Regions from separate parts of the Homo sapiens genome. Here region 2 is linked to region 1. Evidence: read pairs that join two places in POLR2A ChIA-PET (ENCODE). Cell type or tissue: GM12878. All regions are shown on one strand. Each heading gives the region's core, and the rest is flanking DNA. Links, peaks and the distances in the headings are about the cores only. Region 1 overlaps HCK (HCK proto-oncogene, Src family tyrosine kinase). Region 2 overlaps BCL2L1 (BCL2 like 1).

What was found. Peaks named below come from ENCODE experiments on the same cell type or tissue, not always from the same donor. Only the 100,000 strongest peaks of a DNase experiment are listed, where the experiment ranks them.
Region 2: POLR2A ChIA-PET joins it to region 1 with 5 read pairs; 1 of 35 experiments calls an interaction of 5 or more read pairs at or near these places.

Annotation. Positions count from the first base shown.
Region 1 is chr20:32,062,531-32,067,899 of GRCh38, reverse strand. The region is part of intron 1 of HCK (HCK proto-oncogene, Src family tyrosine kinase); the gene reads right to left. Among named protein-coding and RNA genes, the nearest start is that of HCK, 13 kb to the right of the region's middle. RefSeq lists silencers at 185-234, 2,943-2,992 and enhancers at 3,253-3,332, 5,262-5,331. In GM12878, for the core only: no CTCF peak of the experiment used is centred there; DNase peaks (open chromatin) are centred at 1,869, 3,049 and 4,919; H3K4me3 peaks cover 600 bases; H3K27ac peaks cover 4,569 bases.
Region 2 is chr20:31,715,284-31,720,652 of GRCh38, reverse strand. All of the region lies in intron 2 of BCL2L1 (BCL2 like 1), which reads left to right. It overlaps BCL2L1-AS1 (BCL2L1 antisense RNA 1), which reads right to left. Exons shown (of 4, transcript NR_187576.1): 4 at 3,809-4,032. Among named protein-coding and RNA genes, the nearest start is that of BCL2L1, 4.9 kb to the left of the region's middle. RefSeq lists a silencer at 2,259-2,358 and an enhancer at 2,589-2,638. In GM12878, for the core only: no CTCF peak of the experiment used is centred there; a DNase peak (open chromatin) is centred at 3,032; H3K4me3 peaks cover 4,058 bases; H3K27ac peaks cover 3,224 bases.

The sequences.
Region 1 (5,369 bases), core at 269-5,268:
AATAAATATAAAAATTATGAATGAGATACTTTACATTTTTTTTTGTACTAAGCCTTCACATCTCAGTGTGGATTTTACTGTTAGAGCACATCTCAGCTATGACTCCATCTGTGCTCAACAGCCGTCTGTGGCTCAGAGCCACCATATGCAAACATGCAGAGACAGAATGCTCCCATCACTGCAGCACAGGAAAGGCTGGTGCTCACACCTGCGTTCCTCAGTGCTTAGCCCAGTGTCTCCTGGCACACAGTAGGAGTGTCATGCACAGTGAGTGAATGGCTGCATGCCTGGCGTGCCATACTTTATGTAGTAGGAAGTAAAAGTGTCTGAGCACCATAAGACGGGGCAAAAAAAAAAAAAAAAAAAAAGTAAAAGCATCAGGACATTCCTGCTCTATGACCGAGTTGAGAAGGGGAGACTGGACACACAATTACATTCCGAAGCCACATACTAAGAAGCTATTAGGAGATACAAAAAGTAGAATGGTGGTTGCCAGGGGCTGGGGGAAGGGGAAGTGAGGAGTTAGTGGTGTTCAATGGGTGTAGAGTTTCAGATGAAATGAGTTATGGAGATGGATGGTGGTGAGGGTTGCACAACATGCTGAATGGATTGAATACCACTGAAGTGTACACTTGCAAATGATTAGGATGGAAAATTTGTTATGCATATTTTACCACAGTTTTAAGAATGAAAGAAAAATAAGCTACTAGGGAGTGGTAAACATAGGAGGGGCCATGCAAAGATTGCTAAAATACTTATTGGGTGAAAAATGCAAACTGCAAACATGTACATCAAACCACTCTTCTAAAATGAATTTATGTGCCTACGTGTATGTTAGTAAGTTCGTATAAAAAGCAACCTGTTTACAATAATAATTGAGCAGCAAGATAATGAGTTGGGTTTTGAAGAACAGGGAGGATCTGAATAGATAAAGATTGGGGGAAAGTCAAGAATACTCCAAAGAAGAACCGACTTCCAAAAAGGATTTGAAGGAGCTTATAATATTAAACCATACACAGAGCACTGCAAGACTCAAAAAGGGTTACTCTACACCATATAGAAGGGAAAGATTATTGAACCAGAAGCCCAGGGTGGGACTGCTACTACCATTGAGTACTAGATTTATCTCTGAGCTTCCTAGTAGCCAAGATAAAAATGGAAACTTGTACAACATCACCATAAGATCCCAGGAAGCACAACAAATTGTCTGTTGACAGAAACAAATATTTTTTGAGTATAAATTCAAAAGAGAATTTGTTCTGTGGCTCCTCATAAAAAGGTCACTGGGGCTGGGTGCAGTGGCTCATGCCTGTAATCCTAGCACTTTAGGAGGCTGATGTGGGTGGATCACTTGAGGTCAGGAGTTCGAGACAAGCCTGGCCAATATGATGAAACCCTGACTCTACCGAAAACAGAAAAAATTAGCCAGGTGTGGCGGCGCACACCTGTAATCCCAGCTACTTGGGAGGCTGAGGTAGGAGAATCGCTTGAACCCGGGAAGCAGAGGTTGCAGTGAGCCAAGATCGTGCCACTGCACTCCAGCCTGGGAAACAGAGCAAGACTCTGTCAAAAAAAAAAAAAAAAAAAAAAAAAAAAGTCACTGGAGGGCACAATGGACAATTTCTTCAACTGTGATTTGTCAGCAGAATCTATAGTATGTTGGTGAGTGGTTCCCAAACAGATGGTGCTGATATTATTCGGGTGAGTTTGGGAACAGGGGATGGGGTGAAGGTGGGGAGAGAATGGTGGAAGAAAGAGGTTTATGTAGCCCAGGGCCTCTCTGCAGAGTGCCTTGTGACAAAGTGGTTTGAGTGAGTTTAGAAATGCAATATGGTGCTCAGAGTGTGGCTAGCGTGAGAACCAGCAGCCTCAACCTCACAGGGGAGCTGTAAGAAATGCAGAATCTCAGTCCCCACTTCCCAAATCAGAATGTGCATTTTAACAAGGTTCCCAGGCGATTCATGTGAACATTCTAGCCAAGAAGGCTAGAGAACCTCTTTTGCTCCTGCCTCCTCAGCATCTGTCCCTCTTCAGATAACAGTACCTGGATTTTCCTTTGGAGAACCAGCTTTCTCCCACTTAGTGCATGAAGTTTGGTGGGGCCGATCCCACCCTTGCCTTCAGGAATTGGCAACTTGACACAGGCCTGGCCAATCAGAGAATCCCATATCCTCTGGCCCCCTGGCTACAGAGATTGGTTCAGTTGTAGGCATATACGTCCTCCTCACTGAGGCAGTCTGCCCTGGGATTTTGCTGCAAAAATTAGGGAAAAAGCACCCTCTTTCTATAAGGATTGTTGAGATGTAGGAACCTGGAGTTCTTGGAGGCCACCTCAACATCATCAAGGTAAAAGCTGCTTTAGAGTGAAGCCACCAGAGAGGACAACAGAGCTGAGGTATGGAGATAAAGTAATTCCTGAAGATAAATTGAGCACCTGGATCCAGCTATGCCTGAGGCCTATACACCTCAGGATTTTTCCAGTCCACGAGCAAATAAATTATCAATTTTGCTTAAGCCAATTTGAGTTGGGTTTCTGCCATTTGAACTCAAAAAGTCTCCACTGATTCTTGCATATTCTTGGGTCACACTCTGGATTGAATGAACCAGTATCTGGGAGTGAGGTCCTGGAATCTGTAGTTCTAACAATTCTACAGGAAATTAGTATATACACTAAAATTTGAGATCCACCAATGTAGCAGAATGAAGGCTGAACTTGGGAGTCAGAATACTTGAGTTTGGATAGCAGTTCTGCCACTGACTGGGTATGTGACCTTGAGCAAGTCATTTGCCCTCTCTGAGCCTTATTTTTCTTTCCTGCTAAATAGGAGGCCTTGCTTCTCAGGCTTGGCCTGAGGTCCTATGTGACTAGGGATGTGAAGGACTGTATAAAACTTCTGCATACGCATTTCTCATCTAATGTGCTTCAAAAGCACGCTCTGAGAGCAGAAGCAGTCTGCCTGGTTGCACACCCACTCAAAACTGCTGATCCCTGGTAAAGATACTTCCTCGGGCCACTGCCGTCCCTGGGAACCTGAAACCTGCTCCTCACCGCCTCAGCCTCTGCTGAGTGAAATGAGAGAGGTCAGCTTGCTTGTGCCTGGCTGCTTCCCAGGGTTACCATGCTGGCTGTGGAAAACTCAGAGACTCGGCCTGTGCTCTCAGAGTCAAGCTCAAGGGGGAGAGGCCGGGGCCTGCCTGAGCATCCATCCAGTGGGCTGGAGATGGTTTTCTGGGAGCTTCTATGCTTAAGCAGAAACCTGCAAGGGCTGAGGGTGTGAAGCCCTGGATTGTGGTCCCATCTCTGCTATAAGCTCATTGTGTGATGTTAGGCAAGTCTCAACTTGTCTCTGAGCCTCAGTTTCTCCAAATGTGAAATGAGATGTTGGATTAGAAGTTCTCTGAAAGAAGAAGCTGCAGCTCTTTCCTGCATAGAATCCATTCCCCCCTTCTTCTAACAACAGTTCTCCAATTTTCCTTTGGGAATTACTCCGCCCCTAGTCTCAGTTTATGGATTGGGATAGAGTTGACTCCAACCCCTGGCTGTAGAGGTGGATCTGTGACCAAATCAAGCCAATGAGAGTTGCAGTAATAGAAGCAGAGATGGGTGGATGGGCGCGGTGGCTCATGCCTGTAATCCCAGCACTTTGGGAGGCAGAGGCAGGTGGATCACCAGAGGTCAGGAGTTTGTCCAACATGGTGAAACCCCATCTCTATTAAAAATACAAAAAATTAGCCGGGCTTGGTGGCAGGCATCTGTAATCCCAGCTACTTGGGAGGCTGAGGCTGGAGAATTGCTTGAACCTGGGAGGTGGAGGTTGCAGTGAGCCGAGATTGCGCCATTGCACTCCAGCCTGGGTGACAGAGAGAGACTCTATCTCAAAAAAAAAAAAAAAAAAAAAAAAAAAAAGAAGTAGAGATGGGCATGTGATTCAATTCTGGCCAACGAGAGCCAGCCCTTGGTTTCTAGCTGGAAAAAAAGGCCTGCAGCAGCAAGGCAAACCCAAGAAATAGAGAAATGCAGACTCTCAGCCTTGGATTAAGCCTCGCCTGAAGCTGATATCTCAGGGATTTTCCAGTAACCTCCTTCTTCTGCTTGAGCCAGTTTTGAGTTGGATTTATTTCCCTTTAAACATCAAAGAGTCTTGCCCAGTGCAGAGGGAATTCTTATAAGGGATTGTGATTTGCACTCAAGTGCAAATGGCTGATGGCAAAGACCTCCCTGATACCAGGTTTTGGTAGAAGAGAAGGTAAGATGGTACTAGACCTATTAGAGTAGGTGAGGATGGGAGGAATATGGACCTCATTAAGCTGATGGCACTGAAGCCATGCCTTAAAAGGACCTGGTTATAGAGACTGGGTGCAGGGGCTCATGCCTGTAATCCCAGCACTTTTGGAGGCTGAGGTGGGAGGATTGCTTTGAGCCCAGGAGTACAAGGCTGGTCCTGACAACATATCGAGACCCTGTCTCTACCCAAAAAAATTAGCCAGGCATGGCGGCATGTGCCTGTATTCCCAGCTACTTGGGAGGCTGAGGTGGGAGGATCACTTGAGCCTGGGAGGTTGAGGCTACAATGAGTTGTAGTCATGCCACTGCACTCCAGCCTGGGTTACAGAGCAAGAATGTTTCAAAAAAAGAAGCACCTGGTATCTAATAGGCCCCCCATACACATTCGTGTAATGGATATATTATGTTCTACTCTCTATGGACCTCATCATACTTGGCTGAAGTCAACAGACCAGAATTATGAAGTTATTTTTCAGATAGGGAAATGGAAGCCCATGGGAGAGTGGGTCCCCCGGCTAGTCAGTGGTAGGTCAAACTGGCACTCAGCTCTCCTGCCTGTCATCATCCACTGAGGTCAGCCCCAGAGGCTGTGGGCGATGAAGGGGAAGGGGAGAATGAGGAACCCAAACAGAACTCTCAAGAAGGCAGACCGCTGGGGGCCCAGGGCTTAAGGCTGTTCAGTTACAGGAACTTTCCCTTCTCAGAACAGCTCAGCAATGGGGGTGGGGAAAAAGTATTTCCTCAACAGGAGCCAATTCCCTGAGCAGTGCCTTGGGGGTGCAGAGCCCAGCAGCTCCCTCTCCTCGGGTTCCCTGACTGTCTTCTGAATGAACTGTCTTTATCCCCGAGTGACTACTGTCCCTAATAGACAGTTAGGGGTCACTCCTGACTTCTCACGTCTTCCCTTTACTGAGCCTCAGCTTCTTTCTCATAGAGCTCAAAACTTTGATTTTGCAAACAGGAGGAAACTTGGGAGATCAAAATCTTCATTGGACAGGTGGAGTAACAACCCCAAGAGGCTGCGTGGGCCCTGGCTCACACGATGGCGAGCGACAGAGCAACACACTAAAGGAGAACTCAGGGC
Region 2 (5,369 bases), core at 1-5,000, 350 kb after region 1:
ATTGTAAATCTTGGCGATAATGTGAGCACAGTGACTGACACCAGCAAATTCCCTTTCCAGGGAGGGAGAGTTCTCCTGCCCATCACTGAGCCAGGATGAGATGGTGGTGAAAGCTTCTTTACCAGTGGTCACTGTAGGCAAGTTTTGCTCTTCAGTGAATTCAGTCCTGTTTTCTTGCTTATCTCCCTACCTAGCGGAGGTGCAGGTTTTATGAGAGATGTTCTATCCCCTCAGAGTATGCAGAAAAGCATCAAGCTGTGGAAAATAAGTCATCCATTGAAGGAGCTGAGGTGGAAGGGGACATGCACCATGGACTCAGGAATGTCAAGAATGCAACTGTCTATAGGCTGGGCCTAGGGTGTGGCAGGCACTTCACTTTACCACTGAGCAAGAGACCTCCTGAGTTTGCCCTGGAACCCCACCCCCTCTCTCATTTTGCATTTCTTTGCAATTTCAACTCGTCTGTGCCAGCTCTTGTAAAAGGCAAGGGGGTCAAGTCAATAGAGGTCAGATAACTGGGGTGGGGTCAGGGGAGGTAAAGGTGGTGGGTTCTCTTGAGCTAGCTGACTAGACTTGAAAGCCATTCTGTAAATGAACTCTCTAGGGGGATAAATGATTAAATAGTTCCTGTTGGTTTGTGCAGTGACCTCTCCTGTTCCCTCCTGCTTTGATTCTCTTTTGGGGCAAATATTTGTTCAGCTGATTACAGGAGGGACAGGATTCCAGTACTGCAGACACACCCTCTGAGGCATCTCCAAGTAGGGATTGAGGCTGCTTGCCCACTTTGCCTGACTATTGTCTTTGGCCAGTGGTCCTAATACCAGGTGGGTTGTTGCCAGCTATAAACAAAAGGCAGTCTGGGAGAGGTGCCTGGTCTGCTAGCCAGCCTCTGCAGAAGGCTACCCCTACCAGAGAATTGCCAGCTGCCCAGTGGTGCATATGAAAGAGGTCTTAGACACAGCAACTCTGGGTAAGTTTATTAGATCTCCATGGGGTTGAAATTCCATCTTCCATCTCTTTGCTTAAGAATCATCAGAGCCTGTTGGACAACATACCACATGTCACTTCCTCTTGGTGAACAGAGGGGATGTGTGTGGAAGAGCCAGTTATATCAGAACCATTTCTGAGCACACATTCTCTCCCTAAGGCCAGGGAGTAAAGAACATTTGACTCAGGATCCTTTGAGCCTGGGTAGAAGGTACCCGCCCCCTTCCTCTCAGGTATTATCCTGTTCCAAGCTGCACCGACTGGCTACTGTGGTGGCATCGGGTAATTATCCTGGAGACTGCGGCTGGGAGATCCTTAAGGGTAGGAGTTATGGGCTATTCTACTCAGGGCTATGTTCTAAATTTAGCATCCCTACAGGAAAGGGGAAGGAAATTAGTCTTTATTGAGTACCTGTTAAGTACTAGGCACTGTGTTAGGTCCTCTACTTATGCAACCAGTGTTTCTTGAGCATCTACTGTGAAGCTAGCAGTGTACTAGGTGCTGGCCATAAGCCACGCATGGTACCTTCCTTCATGGAAACGGCATGCTGTTTCATATATTCTACAGTAACCTTCCAAGGAAGGTGAGTTTATTCCCAGTTTACACATGAAGGTCTTTGTGCCTAAGTGACTGACCCCAGGTGTCCCTCAGCCAGTTAAGTGTCTGAATGAGAATTTACACCAAGGTTGGCATAATTCTAAAGCCAACACTTTTCATCCTATCAAGTTGTCCAGGGAGTAATAAAGTGACCTAGACATGCTGGCCCAGAAAGCCAGAGATGCTGTTGGGCCAAGCAAACCATGCCTGTGAAGGTGCTCACTCTGGACTGATAACTGGCTTTGTTCAGGTAGCTATGGGAAGGATAGTTGGCAGTAGCAGGTTCCCAGAGGCGTGTTGGTAGCCTCAGATTCTGGCACTGGTAAAACTCAGACATGGCAGGTTTCAAGTGGGCATCAGGGTTTTGCCCAGAGTGAGCTGCTTATTAATTTTTTCTTTTTTTTTTTTTTTTTGAGACGGAGTCTCGCTCTTGTTGCCTAGGCTGGAGTGCAGTGGCGCGATCTCAGCTCACTGCAGCCTCTGCCTCCCGGGTTCAAGTGATTCTCCTGCCTCAGCCTCCCAAGTAGCTGGGATTACAGGCATGCGCCACCACACCTGGCTAATTTTGTATTTTTAGTAGAGATGGGGTTTCTCCATGTTGGTCAAGCTGGTTTCAAACTCCCAACCTCAGGTGATCCGCCTGCCTCAGCCTCCCAAAATGCTGGGATTACAGGCATGAACCACCGTGCCTGGCCCCGGCCAATTTTTTCATTGTTAAAACCCTCTCAGGCCCTGCCAATAGATGACAGTGGTGTGCGTGTGGGGAGAAGGTGGCCTGCCCCAGGTATCTCTACTTAGTGGTGGAGTGATGCTTCAAGGACTGAAAGTGTAGACCCTTAGCCAGATTACTGCCTGCCTGGAGTCACCTGATGAAATGCTGAACCTGTTCGGCTGTCTTGTCCATCTGTCTCTCCCGCCTGTAAAATGGAATAATGATAGCCAGCTGCCATAGCTTGACTCGAGTAAAGGATCTAGCACAAAAGCCCTTCTCCTGCCATAATTGTAGGGTGGAAACCCTTTAATGAATGGGCAGCTTCCCTCAGAGAACTGACTCTTCCCCCTAGAGTTTCTCCTTGAGAAACAAAGTCCCTGTGATACTTTCCTGGAATGTTGTATACATGACCTTCCCCGAAGGGACACAAGTGTTTCTGGTGCTTTCCAATGGGAATGTGGGAAGGGACCCAGGTGGGCCTTGCCACTTTGGGATTGCTGTCCCTGAAGAAATCCCTTAGCCTGATAGAAACGTAATTGTTGGGAGCAATGAACTGTGTTGGGGGAGAAAACATAACTTGGCCTTTCTTAAGCTGTATGGCTCAGTGGTCTGAGTTTCTGTAGATCTCTTATTGCCTAATGTGGCTTCTTCAGATGGATGTATGCTTAGTTGAAGCACCTCAGCTCCCTTTGCAGATAGTGGCAGTTCTGTGGTTTTCTTAGGGAAACCCCATTAGAAACCCCAAATGTGGAAATTTTTAGTAATCTCATTCGGGTCCCAAAATTAAGTAGAAGTGTCTCAGGGGCTCCCCCTTGAAACACCTACTTCTTCTGAGTGTACATTTGAGGTTGCTCTTAAAATTCTGTTACCATCACAGGGTTTTCCAGACTTCCTAGGAATAATTTCCCCAGTAGCCCCACAGAGCCCTTTAGCTTCTGTCGAAAATTACCCGGGTATTTTTTCAGGGGGCTCCAATGGAACCTGGAGGGTTTTCTTGACTTTTGTATGGGTGTCCCCAGATTTGTTTGGGCTGCATGAAACAGCAGTTGTTATCTCTGTCCCTTCCCCCAGCAGATATCTGTCCTGAGGCCAGTGGGCTTGAGCGTCCTCCTCTGTGTCCAGTCTCCCTGGTTTTGCCAGTGCCCTCAGCCTTCCATCATGGGGCTTTCTTGAAGCAACTGTGGTTTTGCCTGAGTTTAATGTGGATAGACATAGGGGTAATTCCCAGTGTACTGCTTTTCTACGGAAGTATAATCTCCTACTGCCTTAATTAAGCAGAGGCCCTGTCCCCACCCAACCTCCAACCTAATTCCACAGAGTCCTCCCTAAGGACTCCCTCTTTTTTCTTTGAAGGAGTCACTCTACTCCTGGATCCTCTTCTCTTCTGCCCCTCTATCCGACAGTCTGTCTTCCTTGTTCCCAGTTGGCAGACCTGAGTCAGGCAATCCCACTGGGTCTTTTTGTTTAGCCTGGGGAAGAGAAGACCCAGGAGAATATCACCAGCTTCAGATATCTGAAGGAAGAGGGACTGAGTCTTTTTTTATTGGTGTGGTACCTGGCAAAACTTGGATAAATGAAAAGAAGTTAACAGTTGGTAGAGCTTAAATTATGTGCAGAGAAGACATTTCTAACAGATTTACTCTGTCCTAGATTTAGGAGCTCCTCAGGGTGGAGGCCACATCTTGTCCATGCTTGTTTCCTCAGCACTGAGCAGAGGCCTTGGGCATAGCAGATACCTAATTGAAGAGAAACCCACTAAATTTCTGAAGAAACAGACCCTTGTCAAGCCAGAATAACAATAATGGGAGTGGCTATTTACCTAATAATTCATTCGTTGAGTCAAACAATGTTTATTGAGCTCCTACTGTGTACCATACTGGGAGTATGGCAGTAAACAAAAGTAAGCAAAACTAAGTTTCTGTCCTCATGGAGCTCACATTCCAATGAGGAGTGACAGGCAATAAATATATAATTACATGTTTATATCAGATGATTGTACATGCTATGAAGAAAATAAAGCAGGTTGGGGCATAGGGCATGTCTAGCAAGGGAGGGTGGGGCTGCAGTTTTAAAAGAGTGATCAAAGAAGGTGTAAGGGAGAAAAAAATGGCTTTCCTCTACCCTTCTAGGTCCTTTGGCTGGGCTGAGAATTAAATTGACATAGACAGATTAACTGGAGGAAAAATAATTAATTACATAGTTGTACACAGGAATCCTACAAAATATGAGGCTCAAAGAAGGGTCAGATAATTGAAGCTTATATAGCATCCTGAGCTACAGAAAAGAATATGGGGCTTGGGACTTCTGTTAGGGGCTTGAGTGGCAGCAACCCAAGTTATGGCAGGGTGAGGGAAAGAATTGGTGGTGGCGTGTGTCTGTGGTCCCAGATACTGTTGAGGGGGTGTACTGAGGTGGGAGGATCACTTGAGCCTGGGAGGTGGAGGTTGCAGTGAGCCGAGATCAAGCCACTGCGCTCCAACCTGGGTGACAGAGCAAGACCCTGTCTCAAAAAATAAAAATAAAAAGTCTCTCTGGTAATAAAATTTGTCTGGAGCAGCCCTCTTCCTAATACAGATACCTTTACTAGTGTAGATTTCCTTTTTAGATGTGAATTTCTTTTACAAAAGGACAGCTTTTCAGAGCTACTCTTATGTCTGCAGTTTCTCAGAATAACCAGTTCAAAATATGCCAAAGAAGTATATTTTTGGGGTGGCATATTGTTTTCCTACAGTCATATTTTGGGATGGTATGTCCTGAGTCCCAACAAAAGTATTACCTAAATTTATTTGAGCCAAGCGCTAAATGAGGTAAGGAGGTGGATGATGTAGGTACCCTACAGCAAAGGGTGTTTAAAGCAGAGGGAATGGACTCAGGAGGGAGCATGCTTGACATTTTCAAGGATGAGCAAGAAGGTCAATGTGGCTGGAGAAGAAACAGCAAAGGGGAAAAGGGTAGAAGGTGGGGAGGGAATGGTTGAGGAGGAGGATGGAGAAGTAGGTGGGGGCCAGATCGCATACAGCATTACAGACCATGATGAGGATTTGGCTTTGGTGGAATGGTCTGTATTCCTTTT